Linked DNA regions of Mus musculus: regions 1 and 3 are each linked to region 2. Evidence: chromatin loops called from intact Hi-C (ENCODE). Cell type or tissue: left cerebral cortex. All regions are shown on one strand.

Region 1 (8,000 bases), 48 kb before region 2:
TGTTGCTTTTCTTCCTGCTGCCTGATAGAAGGGCAACATTCAGATCAGAGTTTCTTGCCAGAGTAAGGCTTTCCCAGGCGGTGGGGGGATGCCTCGGGGGAAGGAAAGCTCTGTCCGCTGGCTTCGGAGCACAATGATGACCAGCTATTATCCAGTGTAGTCATCATGCCCACTGGTCCTTCCACTGCCATCCTAAGGACACTTGGGCAAAAGCTGCTCTTGTGTCTCGAGTCTGCACTGGGCCCTTCTGTGAAGTTGGCTCTGCTTCTTTACATATCCGCTCCTCTGGCTCACTGAGAAGAGCATCTCTACATATGGCTCAAGACAAGAGTCTTTCTGCATCCCAGAGTGAAACACAGAAGAATTCCAGGCCAATCCGCCTCTTGCCCTTTCACACAGTATAAACAAAGGGCATGTAGACTTCCACAAATTTGGCTAAAACCAGGCTTGTTTATTGATAAAATGGAAGGGCCGGTATAGGATAGATTAAAACTCAGGAAAATAGAGGTGGAGTCATCACAGTTTGGTCTTCAAAATGAAATATGTTTTTTTAAATATATATAAAAACTAAAGTTCTTAAGGCTGGGCCTGTAGTTTGGTTCACACGGGTCTGCAATATCGATTGGATAATGTTATGATTCACTTCTAGCTAGAAGTAAGAGGGCTATTCCTCTCTTTAACACACAGAGAAACTGAGGCATGGTGCGTATGGGAAAGACTAACAACTCTGGCATGCATGCACGGGATGGGATGGCAGGCTCAGAATGGATAGATAGAGTGTAGGGCACTGGGAAGATGCAGGTAGCTCTCTTACCTAGGGCAACGCTGCAGTAGTGCCTGGTCTGATTGTGATGTGTTCTCTTCAGCGATTCTGGTTCAGTGGCAACTGGTGACTGGTGTGGGGAGACTCACCAGTTTGTAAACAGTCAAATCTCACACACAAAGAAGCTGCAACTAACATGTCTGTAGAGACATGCTTACCTTCATCTATTAATCAAAGAAATGTAACTTGATGGTGTGTGTGTGTGTGTGCAAGCATGTATGATTGCACCAGCTTTTTATATGGATATTAGGGGGTACTGAGTTCTTATGCTTCTGATACAAAAGCACTTTGCCAAGTGGCTTTGAAAGCATCTAAATCCTCTACTCTGAAAGGTCTCTTCATTCTTGCTCGTTTATACAACCAATCACATGAAAATGACACGTAAGAAAAGCAACCTGTGAAGTGCTGCGAGCGAAGAATCCTAGAGCCTGTCACGGCATCAGCTGGGGGAGGCTACACTTGGCCTCCTCCAAGACCCACTGGCTAAGCTGTACCCACTACGTCAGAAAAGAAATCCTGCCAGCCCAAGCATCTTTTTAAAGTCATTCTGACAAAGTCGAATCTTTGATACATCATTCATTCATTCAACTAATGTTTCCTGGCTACTTATTCTGGTGGAAAACAAGTGAGGGAGTCTTAGTGACAAAGAATTGACAGTGTCTCCTTAGGAAGTGTCCAGAGCTGTGGGAACCTGGATCAACTTCCAAAAATCCTTCCTTATGCAAAAGGCAAAAATCCCGTGAGCTTAGTTTCCCAACCGATGAGAGGAAAGGCTCAACAATCAGGTCTTACAACCTTGAAGACTGATTCTCTTAGTCTAGGCATAGTCTTGAATAATAATTGTCCTAATGTTACAAAGATATACGCTGTTATTTGTAAAATGAAATTACATACAGAAAACACTCCTTAAGTGGGGGGTAGAAGTCCAGAGTCTTTCCCTAGGTGTCAAACAATAACTAGCCAGGTATTCATTCACCATGCCTAAGACACTGAGAAATGAATCCACACAGTCACAGTGGAAAATCGACACCTGATGTTGATGAAGGTGACCGACTTATTCATTCCTTCAGAGACTTTGCCAAGCTCCCACCCCCAACCCCCAACCTCCAGTCCTCCACCAAAAAAATAAAATAAAATAAAATTTAAAAAGTGATGGTTTTGCAGTTGGAGCTCACAGTGGCAACGTGTATGCTTGCGATGTATGGTGCTGTGTGCTTAATCGCCAGCCTCCTCCAAAAAGAAAACAGGACTTCAAACTATCCCAGTGGGATATAGAAAGGGAAGGGGGTGTGGCTCTGCACTCCCGCTAGCTATTCCTCAAGACTTGCAGATCTCTTGGAAGGTGCAAGGTGACTTCATCTCTCTGGTAACCTTACCTAACCTCCCTATGGTGCTATCCTGTGAAGTAACGCTCTCTTCCCTCCCTGCTGAGTTAGCGCACCCAGCAGCCAGTGTGAGAACCTGGCATTATTTTTAAAGCAAATTACCAACAGGTTTCCAGGCGGTGGATGGGTCCCTGTCACCTGCATTCTACAAAGTAAGGAAAGGTTTCAGCAGGAGCTGACCGGTAGGAAGCTGCAGCCTGGCTCTGAGGGTCTAGGCATCCTCTCCAAGGGGGTGGGGTGGGGTCCCAGTGTCTATTTGGTCCAGGAGGCAGCAGCCGGAGAAGGGTCTCTATGCCCCCATCAGTTGCCGCTTGGCCACACAGTATTGACGGAAAGCCCAGCCTTCCCAAATGTCAAATACTAGAATGAGAGCAAAGCTTGATTATGGGACAGAGGGATGTTGATAAGTACAAAGTTTCTTTTCACGAGAGGGGTCTAGCTCATTAGGAAAAGAGAAGTCCTGACTACGCCAGCAAATGTTTCTTTAACTATTCTGATCTTTCTCAAGGAGGTTCGAAATTCCCAAAGCAACCTCATTGTTCAACCTCATGGTAGGCTTCAAGTGACTTTACAAGAAGAGAACAAGAGGAGGCAACAGGGGGAGATTGAATTAGACTTCCTGTCTCCTGAGCCCTCATTTTGAAGTTAGGCATTTTGTTTTACAGAAGGCCGACTAGTGAACGTGGTTCTGGAGAAGATGGAGGTGGGGAAGGGAGCGGTCTGGAAGGAGCAGGCAGGGTGCTGCAGAGGGCTAAAGAACACCGGGGTTAGAGCGGTGGGGGGCGTTGAGGGAGGGGGCTATAAAAATAGACAAGGGAGAGAGAAGGGAATGGAAGAGGTCTGTTTGTTTATTTTTCTAGCATTTGCCATTCCAAAGGCTCGCTGGAGTAACTTCCTTCCCTGGCTGGCTGAGGCCCAACCTTAGGAAAGTCTCAGATCTTTTGGAAAGAAAGATTTGGACAACAATGTTGCTTTATCTGGGAGAGTAGCTCCTTTGCCCCTGAGATGCAGAAATTTGCTTTTGATGTTATTACCCTGGCCTTAAGTTTCTCTATCCCTGGCAGCCCAGGGCTGTGCTCCCTGCTTTTGCAGGGCAGCTCGGGACAAAAGGGGGCTTTCTGCGGCTGTTGCTGCCTTTTCCTGGATCCCACTGCTATCTGGGCACCCTGAAGATGCGAGGGCAGGGAAAGGAAAACATGTTCTGAAGGTCCTATCTCCTGACACTCATGAGAGAAAAACAACACTTCTCTAACTTACTCCCCAAATAGACACCACCGGGGATGTTCTGCCAAGGAGTGATTCGAAAGTGTGTTCCTAAGTGAAATGTAAGCTTGGCCCAGTGCCCAGCCCTCTGCTGTATTTTGCACAGAGAGCTGCAGGCTGGCGGACCAAAGAAACACATTGCTCTCCACGTGACTGCAAAACCAGGCAGCCCAAGCAGATTTCTTTGTGTTAATAGAATGTGATCTCTAGACTGTACATACACACTGACTGCCCTGGGAAAACACGAAGGACCAGAGAAACTCAGGGCCCTGGCTAGCAAGAGGCGGCGATGCTAACTAAGCCATGACATGAAGGTCTGGGAATGTTGAAATGAGAACCCAGAGGGAAAGACACGTCGGGGACTCCAGAGAGTGTTACTGAAGCAGTAAGGGGGTCACCTACAGAACCCCATGAAATATGGTGTTCATGTGCCCACCCCCCCACCGTGATCCCCACACCCAATTCCTCAATGGACACTTTCTCGAAGTTTATCCATAAGACTGGAGTTATCTGTTGCCCAAACTGAACTGGTCCCAAACATGGTGAAAGATTGACTGCAGGTTACAGAATTTATTCTGACCTTGTGTATGGTATGGCCAGTAAATATCTCTCTGCTCTTTCACCCAAGGGAGACTCAGGCAAAGGTGGTCAGCTTCTGCGAGGGAGAACAACAACGAGATCTACATCACGAACATTCTAAACAATCATCTTTGGAAGACTAGAATTTTCTGGAACCTACCTTTCTTTGCAGACAGCACCCCCCCCCCCCCAGTTATCACCATGGCTTTGACCTCTACAGACCTCAGACGGGATCGAGTGCTTGGTGTTGGGGGGGGGGGGCTGTCAGTCTACACGTTTGGAGGGAGTTAACAGACTGAGGAGGGAGGGGGGACAGCAGCCCCCTTTGCTGTACACTGGGTCTACTAATTTCAACAGATTAGATTTTTAATTGCAATGCCTTTCAAATTTCACAGCACCCTGCGGTCAACTTAAATCCCCCAATTTGCAAAGTGTGTTGGTTGAAACAAAAGGTGGAGCGAGCGAGCGAGCAAGCGATCGGCAGCGGGACCCCAGGGTACGTCTGAACCTCTCGGGCTGTGGCTAGAGAATTTGGAGCTTTCTATGACTGTCTGTGAAAATCCTCTGGCTAAAGAGAGTCAACACACTCAGACAAAGCTGTCCCTCCATCAGCCTCCCCTCTTCTGAGTAGCCCAGTCCCAGGGCTTCAGGTTCCCTGAGCAGGCAATCAGCCATAACCAACTAATTAATCAGCAAGATCGACTGAGTTGAAGAGCACCTCGAAGACCCAGGTGAGCCTTCACCTGGGTTAATCTGCAAACGGACTAATCAGCCTCGGGGTAATTGAAAGTTAATTGTATGCAAAGCTCAAGTGCAGCCACTGGAAAACACAGGAAGCAGAAGGAACAAAGGAAGTCAGGGGTTACTCCGTGGGTGGGTGAGGTCCTTCACGGATTCTTTTCGTGGTTCTTCATAGACAGTGTGTGGCCTCTGGCCCCTTCTCCCAACACTGCCCAGCACACTTCCGAATCCACCCCTTGTGACACAGCGACCAGGAGCCCACGGAGCACGTAGTAAAAGCACAATAGAACACAGGTGTAGACATCCTATTGGTACCCATTCACAGGCTTAAAGGAAGATGGCTCTGAGACATTTGGCTGGCTATGAAAAACACATTAAGAGCTGCAAAAAGCACTCCTCACCCCCTCCACTTTTTTTTTTTTTAAATCTGAACCGCTCAACATCACTGGAGAAAGCAGATCAACAGTACAAAAGCATAAATCGCATTCCAGAGCTGGAGAGAAACAGACCTCAGATGCTCTGCTCCTCGGCACGGATAACTGAGAGGCAGCCCCAATTTTAAACAGACTGGCAAAGTCTCCAGAGCCATCCCTGGACGCCTACCAAGGAACTTGTGTCCAGGGAATTTGGAGTCACGACCTCTGGCCACAGCCCGGCAAGGTCTGTGGTTTGTGGTTGCCTCTGCTGGGCCAGGGGGCACCTTGCCTGGTCGTCATTGGAGTTTCTGTGGAATTACATGTAGAATTCCCAGCTTTCTTGATCTTGCAGCTCCTGTCTTGTGACTGTGGAGCAGGATCAACAGACTTCCTTTCTTCCATTCTGTCTGCTCACTTAACTAGAATGAGCCTTCCCCCAAGAGAATAAAACAGAACCTGCCAGAGGGCTGGAAAAACATTTTTCCAGGACACCGGAAACAAGACTGGCCCCAATCCTTGATCTGCTGCCTGGTGGAGGGTACATATCCATCCCTAAAGGAGCTTCCAACATGCCTTGAAGGGACAGCACTTATGTGACACTGGTCCTACCACACCTAAGCATGGCAGACATTACTAATTAGTCCCAGAACTCTTTCCATGGATCAGGTCTGAGCCTCATCATCTTTCAGGATGACATTCTAGACTATGAGCTGAAACTTACATCATGAGCAGTCCCAGAAGCCGGCATTCAGACACACCAAGGAGCTAAAGCCCAGATGGAAAAACTTGCCGTCAAAAGAGGTAGCTGTGGCCTTGGAGGTGTTTCACACACACACACCCCTGCCTTGTATGCTGTCTGGCTGACAAACCACTGCTCACATAGCCAACCCTCGGAGCAGTAATTCCAGACAGATAAGTGGGGTTCGGAGTCGCTCTGGAATGTTGAAGGAACCAGTGGTTCTCATATGCAGAATCAAGAATCGTTGCTTTCAACCCGTTTTAATTGTCTGCCTACCTCAAATGGTGTCAAACGCCTGGCACTGACGCTTTCGTTTTAACCACCATAATCTCTTCTGAATGGCAAGTGGTCAGCTTCTCAGTCCACCTCCTCGGCACCATGACTCCAGGAGGCTTTAAAACAAGGATTTTTTTTTCTAGCCCCATGTTTGAAAAAAATAGTGTTAAAAGTTCCTAGGAGTCTTAACACACAGAGTCATAAAGCTACAACCAGTACCTTCATTTCACAGACAACAACAGTGGGGACCTTGAGTATAGCGGTCACCTGTCCAAAAACACACACCCTCATCCTGCCACAGTCCCTGCCAAGCCTAGATTGGCTGATTCCAAGTTCTTCGTTCTTCATGGCTAAGGCTACCTTTGAAGTGGTTTTGTCACATGTTTCCCCTGTTGCTGTTTCAGATCCCGTGGCAATAATAAAGCCAACCCAATTTGAACTTTGCATTGAGTTTTGTTGGGTCCACTTTTTAACTGACTATCTAACATCTGTGACACATCCACGAGGACAACAGACATTGTTCTCATTTTATAGACGTAGAAGCAAAACCCAGAGAGGTGCTGTGGTGGTTTGAATAGGTTTGGGCCTCACAGGCTCCTGTGTTTGAATGCTTGGCCCATGGGGACTGGCGCTATTAGGAGGTATGGCCTTGCTGGAGGAAGTGGGTCACTGTGGAGGTGGGTATTGAGGTTATATATGCTCAAGCTACACACATGCACACAGTCCCTTTCTGCTGCCTTTGGATCAAGATGGAGAATTCTCATCTCCTTCTCCTGCACCCTGTCTGCCTGGACACTGCCGCCATGCTTCTTGCCATGATGATAATGGACTAGGCCTCTGACGCTGTAAGCCAGCCCCAATTAAACGCTGTCCTTTATTAGAGTTGCCGTGGTCATGTTGTCTCTTCACAGCAATAAAACCCTAACTAAGACAAGTAGCTAGCATGAGAGGATACTTGTGAACTAGTCACACCGGAAAAGTACACATGCCATCTCTTCATTGTACCCAAGCAAGTACTGGGGAAGTTGTGAAGACTCAGCCTTAGCAGCCTGCAGCGGATACTCCAAAGCAAGGAACCACAAATGCATGGTCGAGAGTCTCATTTAAACAACAGACTCTGACTCTGACTTAAAATGACAGTTGCAAGTCCTAAGTAGACACAGCCCCAGCAACCCTCATGGCGATCTGTGAGCAGGCCACCATGTCTAGATGAGAAGCCCGGGGCTTAGAATGGGATCAACATTTCACGGCTTCCGGCAAGAGCTCTCATTTCAAACCCAGTCTAATTTGGTGGCATAAGGGTCCAGACGAGTGTGTGGACGCTCTCAGGACTGTGTTTCCCTGGATGGCTTTATCAAAGCTTGTTATTTCTGCTTTGATAGTGATTTCATCCTGATTGCCACGGTTTCTGGCCACTAAGATATGCCCAACTCATTTTTAAGCTGCCTGTAGTCAAGATGGAAGGGCTGATGGAGAATAAAAGAAGACATCTTTTGGTAATGCCATCCCATCATTCAACCCTCTTAGGAACAGACTAACTTCTAAGAACCACTATTATGCTTAGTATGAGTGAATTCTCTACAACAGTGGCTCTCAACCTATGGTTGGTGAACCCCCAGAAGAGCATGGAAATGCAGCTATTTACATTGCAATTCATAACCGTAGCAAATGTTACAGTTATAAAGCAGCAACAAAGATAGTTGTATGATTGAAGGCCACTACAACACGGGGAACTGTATTGGAAGATCACAGCATTGGAGGGTTGAGAATCACTGCAC
Region 2 (8,000 bases):
AGGCTTGGCTAATTGATCTCTCTTTCTTCTAGGTAGTTCCTCCTTACAGCTTGGCTGCTCTGGGAGAGTCTCTCAGAAGTCCTTGCTGCTCATCTGTGGTTGAGGAAGGAGGAAACCCATGAATCTGGAGAGTTTCAATGGCTTCAGAGCACTTTGTTCTAACTGCCCCCAGGAAAATATGGGTACGCTGTACATAGCCTTCATCTGCATGGAGGGAAACTTTATCATGTTCATGCTCAGAAAGAAAAAGCCAGTATTATTATTCAGTTGACATGTAGACCAGGGCACGGCATCAGGGTGACTTTGTGGGTAATAAATAACAACAACAAAAATATCCTACAGATGGAAACAATAAATAGTATGTGTTTGACTCAACCATCTGTGAGTGTAGTCTGATGGAGGAGTGGCCTTCTCCACCCCTGCTTATTAGGTCAGTGGCTGGGCTGTCCTCCCCACCAGAGCAGGAAAATGGCATAAAGGACTATCCATGCTTCTTTGGCTGGCCTCAGTCACAGACAAAGTACAGGGCTAAAGGAAGCCCCGGAACGTTGCTGCCTTAGCCAGCCATTGTAAACGAAGCAGCAGCAACATGAGCAGAAATTCACTGGACACTACTGTATGCGTCAAGCCAGCCTTTTCTAAGAGCTGTTGCTGCATTCCTTCCAAATCCTCATATGGAGAACAATGATGTGTGAGGAGAGATGGGAACTGTGGAGACAACTTAATGGTCCACCGACAGATAAAGGGATAGGAAAGATGTGGTCTGAGCATCTGGTAGGATAACTCAGTAACATGTAACAAGAAGGAAAATCTTCCATGTGAGAGGACACAGATGAGTTGAGGACGTCACACTCAATGAAATGAGTTACTCTCAGAAAGGCGCCAACTTCCCGGCTCCACATCTACAAAGCATCTACAACGGTATAGAATCTGACCGGAGCTGGTAACCAATGAACATGGAGTTTTAGGTAAATGAGATAGGTAATCTCCAGAGAGCTGTCTTAGAACCCTATGCAATGGGGAATGCACTGTAAAACTTAACATTTCCTATAACTGATGAATTTTATGTCAAGGGTCGATTTTATTTTTATGACAATAAAAAATAAAAATAATTAAAGAAAAAAAAACCTAGAAAGAAATAGAGTGATAGGCACTACCCTGCCATACTGACTCAGGTTGTCCACGGCAACCCCTGAGTCTGAGGGGAGGTAGATCTCCCTACCCACTCTGAAAGCACAGGATGGATGGATAAACAAGATGTAGAACTGACGTTAGGAAAATGTCCATAATGTGGACCACAGCCTGAAGCTACTCCCATTTTCCTTAATAGTGCAGGATGTTGCAGGCAGAAATCACACATTCAACGGCATGTGGCTCCTTCAGTGGCATTGTTATCTTCTGTCACAAAGGTCTCTATGTAGCACTGGCTGTCCCAGAATCCACTCTGTAGATCAGGTTGTCTTTGAACTCGTCAAGATCAGCTTGCCTCTGCCTCCTCTACTGGGACTAAAGGTGTGTGCTCCAAATGTTCTTTGAATGCCATAATATTTTCTCTTTGTCCAGGGACATGGCAGGCATGCCTGGGTTTGGAGATTATCAGATGCCTGCCCAGCCTTCTTCTAGTACATTGCCTAGATGCCTCGGGGTCCACTGTAGCATCCCTAACATTTGTAGTGAAAAGTTAAAACAAATCTGGAGTGTTCTCTGAGTGTTCCTGTGCTAAAGGTTTGATTGACAGCCTGAGGTGCTATTACCATGGACTAGAAAGGAGTCAGGTCTTGGTTGTGTGTCCTTGAAGGGCTCTGGGAAATCGTATTTCTTCCTTTTGCTTTCCAAACTTAGGTCCTAACCCTAACCAGCTGTGTGAGGAGAACAGTATCCCCCTCGGGCACCCCTAACCTTAAGGTACTATTTTTTGTTTGTTTGCTTTTGTTTTCTGGGACAGGGATTCTCTATGTAACCCTGGCTGTCCTGGAACTCACTCTGTAGACCAGGCTGACCTCGAACTCAGAAATTCGCCTGCCTCTGCTTCCCGAGTGCTGGGATTAAAGGCGTGTGCTACCACTGCCTGGCTTAAGGTACTCTCTTGCCACATGCCAGCAAGTCCAAGTGACCATGCATCTGAAACTTTGGAGATGGCAAGCCACAAATAGAAATTTTTCCTTTTAAGTTGATTCTCTGCAAAAATTTGTCACAGCAATAGAGCGCTAACACATCTTGTCACTTGTTGTGACTTGGGGGGAATCTGTCATCTCTGTTATTCTTGATTCACAACAAGGAGTTCATTCTACTTGCACCCCCTTTCCAGCCCCCCAGTCATAATTCCCAGTATGGATTAAATGAACTGATCAGACATTTTTTTCATTTTCCAAACTTAAGCCTGATTAGCCTTGCGGTAGCTCACAGAACTTAGAAATGCCTGCATTGTGATTTATGGCATTCTTATAAACCTCACTAGCTCTAGTGGATTTTTAATAAATAACTGGCAAGTTACCACTTGAATGCTATCTTATATCTTACAATAATTTAATGCTAATGTGTAAGAGTTAACAGTAATACTCAATATTTGCTATTTTGGTACTACTTAAGAAAATATTTGATAGTATCTATCAAAAAAAAAAAATAGCCGGGCGGTGGTGGCGCACGCCTTTAGTCCCAGCACTTGGGAGGCAGAGGCAGGCAGATTTCTGAATTCAAGGCCAGCCTGGTCTACAAAGTGAGTTCCAGGACAGCCAGGGCTATACATAGGGCCGAGGAGGTAGCTTAATGGTCTACTCCTTGTTTACTTAGTATAAGTACCAGGTTCCATCCTCAGTTCTGAAAAGGTCACAAGAAAGTTGCATGTATTTTTCATGGCAATCTGACTCACAGGAGTTTCCTAAGACCAAGGAGAGAAACACCATGGCCACGGACATTCTTTTATAGCCAGCTTAGAATCACAATCACAAAAAGAATATACATTTCAGCCATGCGCATGGCTAAGACAATTCTAGTAAAAACTCCCCAGGGAAATATTATGCAACCATTAGTAGTTCTCTTTGTTTGGAACACTTTCCCACCCCCTCTGCCTAGCGTCTCTGCCAGCTCACTCCCACTTAAGCCTTCAGAACTCAGGGTACCCACCCCTGCACTTGGACGCCCCTCTTCCCCTACTTACATAACTCCTGGGCACACCTCAGTCAAGAGATTTATATAGCCTGCTGCATGGTAACCCATTGATTTGGCCTGTCAGTCTCTCTTCTGGATCGCACTCATTGAGACAGAGGTAGCATGCAACAAGTTCAAAGTCAGAGGGAGAAGGCGAGGGAGGAGGGGGTTGACTGGGAGGAGAGCAGTGAGCAGGATGCAAAGTGAATACGTAAAACATAAAATAATAATAATAAATCAGAGAGGGGGCACAGGAAGCAATTACTTCGAATGCGTACCATTTGGCTTCAGCTGTCTAAGAACTGGGTTCACAGCCCATATCCACCCCTGTCACAACCCTTTCTGCCCATCACCCCACTTCTTCCACAACCTCCTATAGAAAGGGGAAAGTGTGCTTTGGAATGGGAGTTTTCTGAGGTTAGTGGGTGGAAGATTAGAAAGGGGGACTGTGAGACATTCCTGCAAAATTCCATTAACCTCCTTTGTATTTTCTTTCAAACTTTGTTTACCCGAACATAGGAGTTGCCCTCAGGTACTGGGGCAAAGGATTGCAAAAGGGTCCTTGAAACTGTTTTCACTTCAGGGTGACCCAGGTTTGCTCTTTCCTTGCAAACGGTGTTGTAGATGGAGACCAGTGGAGTCAGCCTGCCTGTGACATGCGTTCCCAGGCCACTTTCCTCCCCACTCCAATTTCAAGCTCTGCTCCTAGTCACATCGCCCGGCGTTCGCTTCTGCCCGCCCGACTCCCGATCAAGAGCTCTGAAGGGAGGATAACCTACAAATCCTCCCGCGGCTGGCCCGCCCCTGCCCGCGCCCGCCCGCTCCCGGCCCCATCACGTTGACTGCCGAGCGCATCTCGGCTGCGCCCAGGCGGGGAGGCGCCGAGGGTAGCTAAGGGGAGCGGGTCACGTGAGAGGAGGAGCCTGACCTACTTTCAGTGGCGGGAGGCGCATGCGTACTGGGCTCCTGCGCTCCGGGCGGGAGGCTCACGTGGAATCGCACGTGCCCGGGCGTCCGGGACAGGGCTGCACAGCCCAGGGGCTGCACTGCAGGAGGAGCGGGTGCAGATCGCGGGGTGCGCGGGTGCTGCTTTGGTCAACGTGGATCTGAAGTTTGCAGCGTCAGATTCAGCTCTTCAGACTTCAAGGACTTTTAGGAGTTTCAACAGCCCTTGGAAATCTGTAACTCGGAATTTATCCTGGGAATTGAGGCCCCCCTAGAAGCATCATAACGCCGCAGCCAAGGCAAGGGGGTAAAATAACCTAAATGCCTGAGACAGCGTCACATCAACGAGCTCAGTTCATGGAAACGAGGAAGATGGTTGGACCACACTTGGAAAGAGCAATAACTGGGAAATAGCTCTGTAGACATCCAGGCAGGAAAATCCTCAAGATATATTTATGTGCTTTTAATCCTTTTTAGGGAGTAGGCGGGCAGCAGTTTGACACTGTAGCACAACACATGGCCTCAAATTAGTGGCAATTCTGCCTCAACCTCCTGAGTGCTCAGATTATAGACCACCACTCCTGGCTCCATTAAGCGACCGTTGTTTTTTCATTATGCGACTAAAAAAAAAAAACCCAACAACTATAAACAGTGTATAAAATGTTAGCACTTGTATGAAAGATTACACCCACATGAACTCCTCAACACCCCTCCCAGAACCCACTAACTCTAGAAAGGTAGAGAAAAGATTTGGGAGGCTGAGAACAGAGGTTTAGTGACTACCAGTGCTGGAGTAACTTAAATTTTGTACCTTATAGGACTAGCTTGCTTTTAGCATTTAAAGAACCTGAACAGTTTAACTGTATTGGGTGCGCAGTTTTGGGGTTTTATGTGAACCATTTTCATCTCCTTAACAATATCTGCTTCATTGCCAGCTCCTCTCAGCTCGGGTCTGAATGGCTATAAAGCATTCTGATAATCTGCACGCGAAGTTTTGAGCTCCTGAGTTAAACTACCTGAGTGTCTCAACACCTTTGAGAGCCTCCCAAGTTGGGCCTATGGGGTGGGGTTGTGGGGAGGGGCATTACCCAGGGATTCCCAGAGATATATATTTGCATAATAAAGCTGTTTCCCACCTGCTATTAGCATTCACTCTCCCAATGACTCTGCTGAGTCGTTAGTAAAGAGGATTTTAAGTTTTGTGGTTACTCTGTACTGGCTGGGGTTGTCTGCAAAGAACAGAAAATAGACCAAGCAAGACCTCTGATGAGGAAGCTGCAGAACTAAAACACATAGTAAAACAGCCATCCTGGGTAGTTTGAGTTATCAGCAAAGCAGTGCAGGGTAGTTAGGGTTCCTGTTACCCATCAGCCAGAGCTTTCAGCGGCTCCAGCCATGACACATTTTCTGCACTGTTTCTTTCCAGAGGCATCAAGCCTTCCCCGTACTCATTGGCTTGAGCTATGGCTAATGTGCACGTCTGAACCCTCCGCAGGACACATGAGTAGGACCTGTTCTGATTCATTTGGATTAATGTACTAGCCCCTGAACTTTGGGAGACGGAGAGAAGACAGACCAAAGATAGGAGAGGTGGGCAGACGGCCGCTGTGTCCCTCACACTACTACTGCTATTCCAGGAGCGGTGGGATGAACTGAAGGACAACGTGTGTCCTTCTGCACATTGGCAGCCAGCGTATTTGCTGTACGCTTCTCCAGTTTAGCATCAGAACAGAAGAACTCCTCTGCTACTGAAAGCACCACCACAGACAGGAGAAATCAGCATTGCTGATTTGACAGAATTCTAAAAAAAGGAAGTCTGCAGACACCACGGTAGAGATGCGGTTTCCTTGATCTACCCGTACAGTAAGCAGCCAGTACCTACTATATGTAGAAGGACAAACACTTTTGGAAAATAAAAGATCGGGACAAAACAAACAAGGAGACAAACAAGAAGCCCAAAAGACATCCATGACCAAGTCCCCAAACTCAAAGGGAGTACAGTCAAGTAGATAGCTCTTGGCAAACAGTAAAGGATTGTAGACAGCAAGCGGCTAAGAGCCACTGTAGAAGCGACTGCCGTGTGGCATATGTTCAGAGCACAGGCAGAGACTGGCTGAAGAAGACAGTCAGTGGGTGTGGGTCCTGAAGGCAACTCCAAGACCATAGTACACTGAGGGCATCCTAAGTGTGACCCGACGGCTAGAGACTCAGCCCCTTTTCTTTGTATGTTTTTTCTTTTCTTTCTTTCAAAAGTCTTTCTTATCCATGGTGTTATTCTCTATTGCAAGCCTTGCTTTCTGAGCTGTCAACACACATGTGGATTTATGTGGATGATCTGGAAAGCTGTCCGTTTGATAATCAGGCATGTGTGTGTAAGGATTTGTGAGTCTGGGACGGGATTCTCCAGCAATTGGTCTCTCACCAAGATCAAGCCTTGCAGAGAAAGTGGTTTTGATAGTCCATCTTCGTTATCATCTAACTGGATTTGGAATCACCTAGGAGATACACCTATGGGTGTGTCTTCAAGGGTGTTTCCAGAGAAGTTTTATTGAGGAGATGAGACACACCCCTCCCATCACCACCAATGTTTTCTGTATTGTTCCATAGGCTGGAATTCTAGACTGAATAGAAAGGGGAAAGGGGAGGGGGTAGAGGAGAAAGGGACAAGGGAGGGAGGGGAGGGGAGGAAGGGGGAGGGGAGGGGGAAGAGGAAAGGGAGAAGGGAAGGAGGACAGGGAGAGGGAAGTGGGGTAGGAGGTGGAGAGAGAGACAGGGAGAGGGAGAGGTAGTGATCTGAATGTCCGCATTCATCTTTGTTTCCTGGCTGGGGACACTGTGTGACTGGCCACCCCATGCTCTTGCCACCACTATTTTCCTTTCATGATGGACTGTGTTCCTTCAAGCCCAAATAAACCACAACCTCTGTCTGTCTGTCTGTCTGTCTCTCCCTCTCTCTGTGTGTATGTGTGTGTTTATGAGTATGTATATGCATGAGTGTGCACTCCCACACAGTAGTCACCGGAGAACACTGGGTGTCCTGCTCTATTACTCTCTGCCTTATCCCCTTGAGGCAAGATCTCTCACTGAACCTGGAGCTAGGCTGGCAGCCAGCAAGCCCCAGAGATCCTCCTGTCCCCACCTCACCATTGATACCTTAAGTGTTAGAATTATGGCTACACTTGGCTTTAAAAAATTAAGATTGACCAGGCGTGGTGGCGCACACTTTTAATCCCAGCACTTGGGAGGCAGAGGCAGGCAGATTTCTGAGTTTGAGGCCAGCCTGGTCTACAAAGTGAGTTCCAGGTCAGCCAGGGCTATACAGAGAAACCCTGTCTCAAAAAACCAAAAACAACAACAGCAACAAAAATTTGAGATTGATTTATCTTTAATTTTGTGTATGGATATTTTGCTTTTGTGTATGTTGGTGTGCCATGTACATGCAGTACCTTCAAAAGAGTACTTCAAAAGACCTCCAGAAGAGGGCGTCAGACCTCCCTGGAACTGGAATTATAGATGATAGCTAGCTGCCATGTGGGTGCTGGGCATCAAAGCTTGGTCCTCTGCAAGAGCAACCAGGCTCTTAAACAATGAGCCATCTCTCCAGTCCCCAGACTTGACTTTTTATGTGGGTGATCGGGATTCAAACCTAGGTTTTTATGATTATGCTTATGTAGTGACAGCTCTTGCCCAATGGGGAAATTCTTTTTGCATTCCCTGTAAGCTATGGCTTCCTGCGTTGGTGATGCATTAGCTATGCTGTCATTGTTCTCAGACGTCAAGCTACTGATGTGCATAAGTCAGGACAGATCAGGGTAAGTCCCAGTAACAAAGAAACACACATCCTAGTGGTTGAAAGAGTAAAGACGTATTTCTTGTTCATTACTGGGTGACGCTCCATCTCATCTTTG
Region 3 (8,000 bases), 100 kb after region 2:
CCTGGAAAACGAAGGATCTAATAAAACCAAAGACGTCTCATGTTCGATGCTGGTTGTCACAGAAGGGCTGGGCATCTGTTGGCCTGAGTGTAGCTGGTCTCGTGTGAATCCAACTTGGTACACAATTGCTAAACAATACAACAGGTCAAGCAAAGTACATGGTGCGCAGTGTGTCCCGGTGGGCCTGGACCGCCTTGGCCAGCGCTTGGTGATCTCGTCCGTTGCTTCATCATGTTCTTTATCCACCAGGTGGTACCTGGCTCGGAAGGCCACCAAGTGAGCATAGTAGGCTGGTGCAGATATTGACACAGAGCGTGTGCAGCACGGGTAGGTGTGACACAGCTAGTGGGAAGGATGGCTTGTCCCCTGGGTGCAGCATGACTACACAGGTAGAAGTCAAGCTCAGTGGGGTGGGTGATATTCCTGTGCCTGCTGGAATGTTTCCACTCTTTCCAACCCGCTCGTTTTTGTCTGTGTAGAAGAGGTGTGTGTGGTGCTGCTTTTGCACCACGATGAACGTGATCCCTGGCTGAGAGTCCTTCTCCAGCTTTATGCAGGCCTCTCTGATGGCCAGGAGCTCATGATGGAAAAACTGCCAGAACTGGCCCTTGGGGACGCCGTCTCAGTAGAAGACGATGCGGGTGGGCTTGACGCATGTAGGTTTGTAGGACTGAATGCGCAGCTCTCACGCCGTGCTGCTATAGTTTTTACACTGGGATCAGTTGCCTGCAAGTTTCTAGAAGATTCTCTTATTTCGCATCCCATCTCACTGTAAGAGTGCTAGGATCACAGAACCATTGTCCTGTCTAGTTCGTCCATGGGCTCTGTGGACCTCAACTCTGAGTCAGATTTGTCCAGCGGGCACTTTTACTCATCAAATTGACTCCCTGGCCTGGCAACTCTGCTTGCATGGTGGGTATTGGAACAGAAAAGCTTCCCCACTTTATGGGAGAGAGGCAGAGACAAATCAGAGAACTCATTCGGGTCATGTAACTCCTAACAGCCAGATGTGGGATTTGAACATTAGCCATATGGGTCTTGAGTTATTAACCACTATACCTTTAAAATACAACATCATCATCAACAACAACAACAACAACAACAAGACCTGTAAAAGTGTTTTGAAAAGTAGAAATCAAGGGCCAAAGATTTCAAACCATAACTCCCTCTTGGTGGTGGTCCAGGCCCAAGTGTTTCTAATGGTTTATTCTATTCTGTAGTCTTTCAACAAAAAGTCTAACACCACTCATATGTCAGCAGGAGACAGAGTAAAAATATTGCTGGCCTAAGCTTTTCCTTCTTATCTTAGCAATTCTCAATTTAGAAGAGAGTGTGAATGCAGAGAATGTCAACTTGTTGACAGCTCTCAGAGCACAGCTCTCCAGAGTCCCAGGAATTTGGACCTGGGCACGAGTTTGTTAAAATCTAGTAGCTTTTAGCATATGCTATAGATAACAGTGTAGGTTCAGGTGACCCTTATAAAGCTTTTTTATTTTTGAGTTTATATACTTATGACATGTGGTATATTTTGACACGTACACATGTAGTGTAATAATGCGTTTGTCCCTTTTTGAACCGTATGTGTGGAAGCATCTGGAACGCAGCCTTTCAATATGCAGCCTTCTATAACGTCTTCCTTGATCTTGCTAACTTTTACATCACGGTTACACAGCTGATATTTATAAATGAGTTTCCAGCAGATACCGAAATGCCTTATGAATCACAGGAGATTGAACTGACATTGGAAACAGCACTGGTGAAGCGTATTGCTGCCCTTCGCCATCTACAGGAACTGGGCTCTGACAGATAGGTCAAGATGCTTACGCTCGCGGTCCAGCCTTTCTCATGTGGTCTCCTGGATCTCAGCATTTAGCACTGATAATCGTTCCTCAGGAATTCTCTCCTTTTTAGTATCCCCTACCCAGTAATCAGCTCTTCATTTAATTCTGCCAGCTTGAGTGCTCCCATCTGGATCCTCTACTGTCTCTTCTGAGCTGTCTCTGAGGACTTCTCCTTCTGTCACATCCGTTCTCTGGGTGTCAGGGCTTCAGCTATCACAGACACACACCTCTTCTCTCATCCAGAGCTCCACAGCCTGAGCCTGCTCCCAACCCTCACTACACATCTACCAACTCCTCAGTGTTTCACCTACTTGGGCTCCTTCTTCCTGAAAAATGTCTTTTTATTTGCTGACATCCTTGATTGATAAGAGTTTGGAAACCTCCATGGATCCAGCTTCTCTTTCAGTTGTTATGCGCTCTGGCACGAGCACTCCCGAGACGCTGCTGATGTATTTACTCCCTAGTCCTCACCGATGATGGCTAAGGTCCAGTCTGCATCCCTCCTGGTGATAAAGTGGTTCTAATGGGAAGATGAAGCATTGGGTGGCAAGCAAGTCCTGTTAGAAAAAGCGAGGGACTGACAGTCATGATGGTGATCAAAAGGTGGCATGGGATGAGGGAATGGAATGGAGGCAGAAGCTTTGTGGAAGAAGGGGATTTCATTATGGGCAGGTGGAGGGCCACGGCCACAGGTTTGGTATAAGAGTGGGCTTAGCATGTCTGAAGGACTACAGAAAGATGACTATGGCTAGGAGATACAGTCGGGGTGACAAGCATATCAACTAGCTGTTAAGGCACCGGATGAAGAACCTAGTAAGAGTCAATCAACAGCCTACTCCTGCGCAGACAGAACTTCCCAAAGCATAGCTCTAATTACACCCGTTCTTTGCTCAAAAGCGCCAGTAGCTCCTCACTGTCTACTAAGCAAAAAGCCTTCATAACACTTTGCCAGGTGTTTACAAAGGTTCACAGCCAACTCCTAACTTATTTTCAATTACTTCCTTTTATTATTTGTGCTGAAGACGAAGGCTTGAAAAATGATAGTCTAGGACCAAATCTGGCCCATCACCCATTTTTTTTTAAATGAAGTTTTATTGGAACACACCTTATCAATTTCTTATTACCAATGACTGCTTTCCTGCTACAATGGAAGAATTGAGTGGTTGCAACACAGGCACAGGGCCTTTTTTTTTTTTTTAAGGTCATCAAACCTAAAAGATAATTTGCTGAATCAAATTGTAAGCAAACTAATTTTAAAAAATTTCTTCCTTGTTTCTAACCTTACATTTTATCCTGTTACTTTATGTCACTCCTTTCTTTTACACAGCAATTCCTGTTTTCTGCCTTCATGAACCTCCATTCGATTCGTCCTTCAAGGACCATCTACTCCTCTCCATGAACCTTCCTTCTGTTCCCAGGATAAGTACAACGATGCCTCTGAAGCTGTTCCCTCCCTGGTCCACAGAACCTAGGCTCTGTCATATTATATACGAAGGATGGTCATTTGACCTGAAACTAGAAGGTCTGCATTTGCTCAATGTGATGGCGAAGAGTCTTACAACTGGGGGCCAGCAGCAGAAGGTCCAGCACTGGAATGAAGAAGTGCTGTGTAAAAAGCCGCACTTGACCAGCTGGCTGTGAAGATGGAAAGGCAGTGTAAGTAGCTAGAGAGTCTAGAAGAGGAAAAATCAAAAACCCAAACCAATCAAACAAGAAATCCCCAGGAACTTCCAGAAGAGCAGGAAGCTTCCCTGAATCTCAATTTTAGCCTAGAGAGACCCATTTTGAACTACAGGCTTTTAGAACTGTATGGGAATATATCTGTATTGTTTGAAGACACCAAGTTTGTGGTAACTTGAGATAGCATTTACGGGAGACAGATGTTATTTCTCTCCTTTCCAATCCATGAACACCTGAGACTCTTCAGTGTCTCTTCTACGCTATAGCTGTATTGTTTTCATACATACTTTGATTCTGTCCATACATGGCTAGCTCCCCAAGGGACAGAAGCATATAGCTCATTTTACCCTTGCATCTGTTATGACGACAACCACAGGTGCCTTGTCCAGAGTAAGGTATCAAGAAATGGTAGCTAATGGATGCTTAGTATGTTTGAAAATTTGAAATGCACAATGTCCAAGAAAGCAATTAGGAATAATGAAAGAGGGTATTTGTTAAAACTTCACAACCTGCTAATAATGAGGTATAAAGCTCAGGCACTCATGGGGGCCAAACACAAATGAATAATGCTAAAATGCTGCTTCCAGTGGGGGGTTTTCAGAGAAGGACGCTGAGGACAAAAGGAATACAAGATAAGGGCATTTGAATTACTGTCAGATTATAAAAGGTTTGCACCTTCATCCATCCTGCCAGTATCATTTGGGAACCTGACAGGCTGGTGGCACCTTCGAGCTCTGCAGCAAAAGCTCAGATAAAGCGACAGACAGCTCTGCAGACCAAGAAGAAATAAAGAGGACCGGGTAATGACTCACTTTCATATTAGGGCTTTTCCTTTATAAGAGCACATCAGTCCTTTCTGTATGTGCACAGTGGAGTTGTCTGTTTCCTTGTATACAAAGAGTCGCCCTTTCCCCCCAGGTGGTAAGAAGGGTGTGTCCGTGCAGGGAAAGGTGACTTTTACCGGCTCTGGGTGAGATGACTCCCTAAGGAGTTCATTCACCAATCACTGAGCATCAGGCATGTGTCAAGTGCCGTGACAGGTGCTGGAGGACTGAGCTGACTGAGACACTGTCACATGGTGAGGTGGAAGGCTGTGTCTCTGGGGACGATTCATGACAGCATTTCTCACACAGCAGCGGCTGTCTGCTTCTGGAGGCTGTGGTCTTAATTAAACCCGGAGAGCCTACTCTCCTCCTCTCACACCTCCCTCGGTTACACAGAGAGGAACACAGAGGGTGTTTGTAACTTGTGAGTTTGAAATTTGATTCAAAGCCTTAAGAATATAATTTCTCTCATTCCATAGAAGACAATTTTGAATTCCCAAGGAAGTCTGCATTTGCTCTTAGAACGGTCATCTCCTCACCCAGGAGTCAGAAGACGCGGAGTGCAGTTTTCTTTCGGGGTGTCATCAGTCATTACACACAGCAGCTACTGTAAACAATACCCACAGAGCCCCCCACGTTCTGCAGGGAGGGAGCCTGGCAGTGCTTCAGGGGAGTCCTCTGTGTAAGATGTCATAAGGCTCCCACTGTGTGGGGGGCATGAGTGAGGGCTTATCTGTGGTGTGGCTAGGGAAGGTTGAAGGCTTCAGCCAGGCTGTCCTCAGATCCTTGCCCTGTGAGTCTCCCAACAAAGCAGTTGAATTCTTTGAACCCTTCCAGGAGTAAGAAAGCCCAGTGTAAAACAGACACTAAAGTCCTGTGCAATGTAATCAGGTATGTCCTGTCGCCAGGAAGGCATTTTACTGGCTACAAGCAGACAACACATCCTGAACATGTTCCACGGGAGGGGATGATACCAGACCATTAACATAGGAAACACAACCATGGGAGCCACCCACAGAGTCTGTCCAACACATGATTTAAGAATTTTTCTCTTTATGCTACATCACATCAGAATTTACTTGCTTTGTTATTATTTTAAATATGCTTATTTTTAACTACGTTTAGTGTGTCAATAATTAAGTTAGGCCTGGCTATAGTATTTAGGCCACATTTTAATATTAATCTAAGTTGTCTGTCTGCCCATCTTTTGTGCATTTGTTTAAACATGTAAGTTCATCAAAGAACTTTGTCAAGTTTCCCTCGATTTGTGCACTACTGTCTCTTCTTTTGCTGAGACTGTAATTCTATACTGTGGAGTTAACTTCTTAGATTTTATTGCATCTGCTCCTTTCTAGTCTCTAAAAATGAGAACAAACTCATTTAATAAAAGTTTAAAGCAGCTCCGGACTTTCCTGGAGTCTGTGATGTGTCTTCAGGTGTGTCACCAGAGCAGCAGGGTAAGGAGACCTTCCTGACTGTGACAGCCTGGCAAGCAACAGCTAGCAACTGATCTGCTTTGGGAACTGTGTACGGGCTGGTCCATGTCTGCTCTTATCTGGATACGGGCTGGTCCATGTCTGCTCTTGTTGCTTCGCCGTGGCTTCTATTCTCACCTCCATTTCTATCATCTTGTCTGTCATTTCTGTTACCTTTGCTCACATCCAAAGGCCTGCCCAGGAGTCTTCCCCCGAGGCCCTCCTTAAGTTCTGGCAGGTCTATTACGCTGGAAGATGAAAGAATCTTCCATAGACAGACTGCAATCACAAAGTCCCAAAAAATGGTGCCTCGCATCCAGTCAGGGATGGATAAATGTAAGACAGGTGACTTTGTTCTTTTACCAAGTCTTATTTAAACAAGTAAGATGTACTTGCTGTGACTCTTTAATACAGTTTCTCATGTTGTGGTGACCCCCAACCATAAAGTCATTTAATTGGTACTTGATAACTGTCATGTTTCTACTGTTAGGAATCGTAATGTAAACCTGTGTTTTCCAGTAGTCGCAGGCAACCACTGTGAAAGGGGGTTGCAATGCACAGGGTGAGAACCATTGCTCTAGAACTATTGCATACGTGGCTCCAAGGCATTGCTTACGTCTTGCAGTGAGATCTCTATGCTGTTTGTAAGCCCCTTTTACACTAAAGAGATACTTTACATTGCAGAGGTAATAAATGATTTCTCTTAAGGAAAAGCTCAGACGTTTCTAAGGAAGACAAGACACAATCTTCTAATTCTGTCTGAGACGGTCACTGTTGTCACTGTGTTAGAGACCTGTACCTGACCGAGCACCGCTGCACCTTCAGGAGCAGAGTCACCTATTGCTGCGTCCTGTGTATTCATATCAAAGTCATAAAAATTAGACAAACTGTATTTTGGTCAGTGATTTTAATGAAAAAAAAAAAAACACAAACCTCCCTCCAATGCAGCCTTGTGGAGTGCTTGGCATTTCGGAGGACACTTTCACACCAAGCCCCTTAATCCTTGAGATGACCCCATGAAGATGATATTCCTTCTTTGGAGTCATAAAGTGAGACTACTGAGATGGCTCAGACTTTCCAGCTCTCAGCTGCATTGATTGTAAGGCTATATGATTTAATACAGTTCTAAAAACAAAAACAATGGCCAATTCCATTGTGACAGAATGGCTTAACCGTGCCTTAGTCACACTCAAAGGACCTAAGCTAGAGACTTAAAACACTGTCCTTTCTAAGTTTGTGACTGAAGTAAATTGTCTTAATCTTTTATTACTTTTATCGTGTTTGTGTGTGCATGTGTGTATATGTATGTGTGCATGTGTGTGTGGTATGCACACAAGTGCAAGCACACGTGCCTATGTGCAGAGCCCAGAGAAAGAAATACGATATCTTGCTCTACCATTATCTGTCTTGCTGCCTTGAGACAGGGGTTTCTTACTAAGCCCTAAGTTAGGCTGTAAGATAGCAACTCCCAGAAAATCCCAGCATTACAAGAATTACAGGCATGTTTTTTTTTTTTTTTTTTTTTTTTGGTGGGGGCTAGGGATTTGAACTCAGTTCCTTATACTTGCTCAGCAAGAGTTCTTAACTCATACCTTCTATAGGAAATAGTACCTATCTCACAGGGTAGCTAAAGAGGCTGTATTGAAATGAAAGTAGCAGTTAAATTATAAATTATAAAACTTAGCAAAACTTCTATATCAATGACACTAGTTTTGAAGATAATATGTGTAATATAGTATTAATATTGTTCTGAAAGCAAGGTCTGGACTTTTGGATCTAAATTGAACTGTTTTATTATATTAATCAATTATGAAAGGTGTTACTGAAAACATTTTAGTATAGTGGCCACCCTGTTTAGATGAACTGTTAGTTCTTTGTCCTCATATAAATTCTGAAGAACACCTAATCTATTATCTCAACAGAATGCCTTCAGTTTGAATGGAGACTTTTTTCAGATCTTGGGAAATAAACATTTCTGTCTGGTACTTGAGCCATTGTGATTAAAATTAGATTGAGAAAAAATGATGGAAGAGTGACTCCTCTCTGTCTACTGCTATCCCCACAGAACCTATGATGGCTTCTGTGATCTAAGGAGCAATCTGCTTTTTCAGACAGTCCCGTTCTGTCTGAAATCAGTTTGAGTGAAAGTCTGTTAGCCACGTTCATACTAGTGTCTACAG

What was found. Hi-C counts contacts between places; a loop is a spot of excess contacts. Peaks named below come from ENCODE experiments on the same cell type or tissue, not always from the same donor. Only the 100,000 strongest peaks of a DNase experiment are listed, where the experiment ranks them.
Region 1: a loop joins it to region 2, with 6 times the contacts of the local background. A loop is called at or near these places in 4 of 42 quality-filtered maps.
Region 3: a loop joins it to region 2, with 2.4 times the contacts of the local background. A loop is called at or near these places in 2 of 42 quality-filtered maps.

The regions. Positions count from the first base shown.
Region 1 is chr11:90,366,240-90,374,239 of GRCm38, forward strand. The region is part of intron 2 of Hlf (hepatic leukemia factor); the gene reads right to left. Among named protein-coding and RNA genes, the nearest start is that of Hlf, 21 kb to the right of the region's middle. In left cerebral cortex, no CTCF peak of the experiment used is centred here; DNase peaks (open chromatin) are centred at 3,549, 5,270 and 5,617; H3K4me3 peaks cover 252 bases; H3K27ac peaks cover 3,792 bases.
Region 2 is chr11:90,414,058-90,422,057 of GRCm38, forward strand. No RefSeq gene overlaps it. Among named protein-coding and RNA genes, the nearest start is that of Hlf, 27 kb to the left of the region's middle. In left cerebral cortex, no CTCF peak of the experiment used is centred here; DNase peaks (open chromatin) are centred at 3,141, 4,039 and 5,761; H3K4me3 peaks cover 1,163 bases; H3K27ac peaks cover 2,377 bases.
Region 3 is chr11:90,516,632-90,524,631 of GRCm38, forward strand. All of the region lies in intron 16 of Stxbp4 (syntaxin binding protein 4), which reads right to left. It also overlaps the pseudogene Gm11511. Among named protein-coding and RNA genes, the nearest start is that of Gm34850, 48 kb to the left of the region's middle. In left cerebral cortex, no CTCF peak of the experiment used is centred here; DNase peaks (open chromatin) are centred at 1,381, 1,999 and 4,641.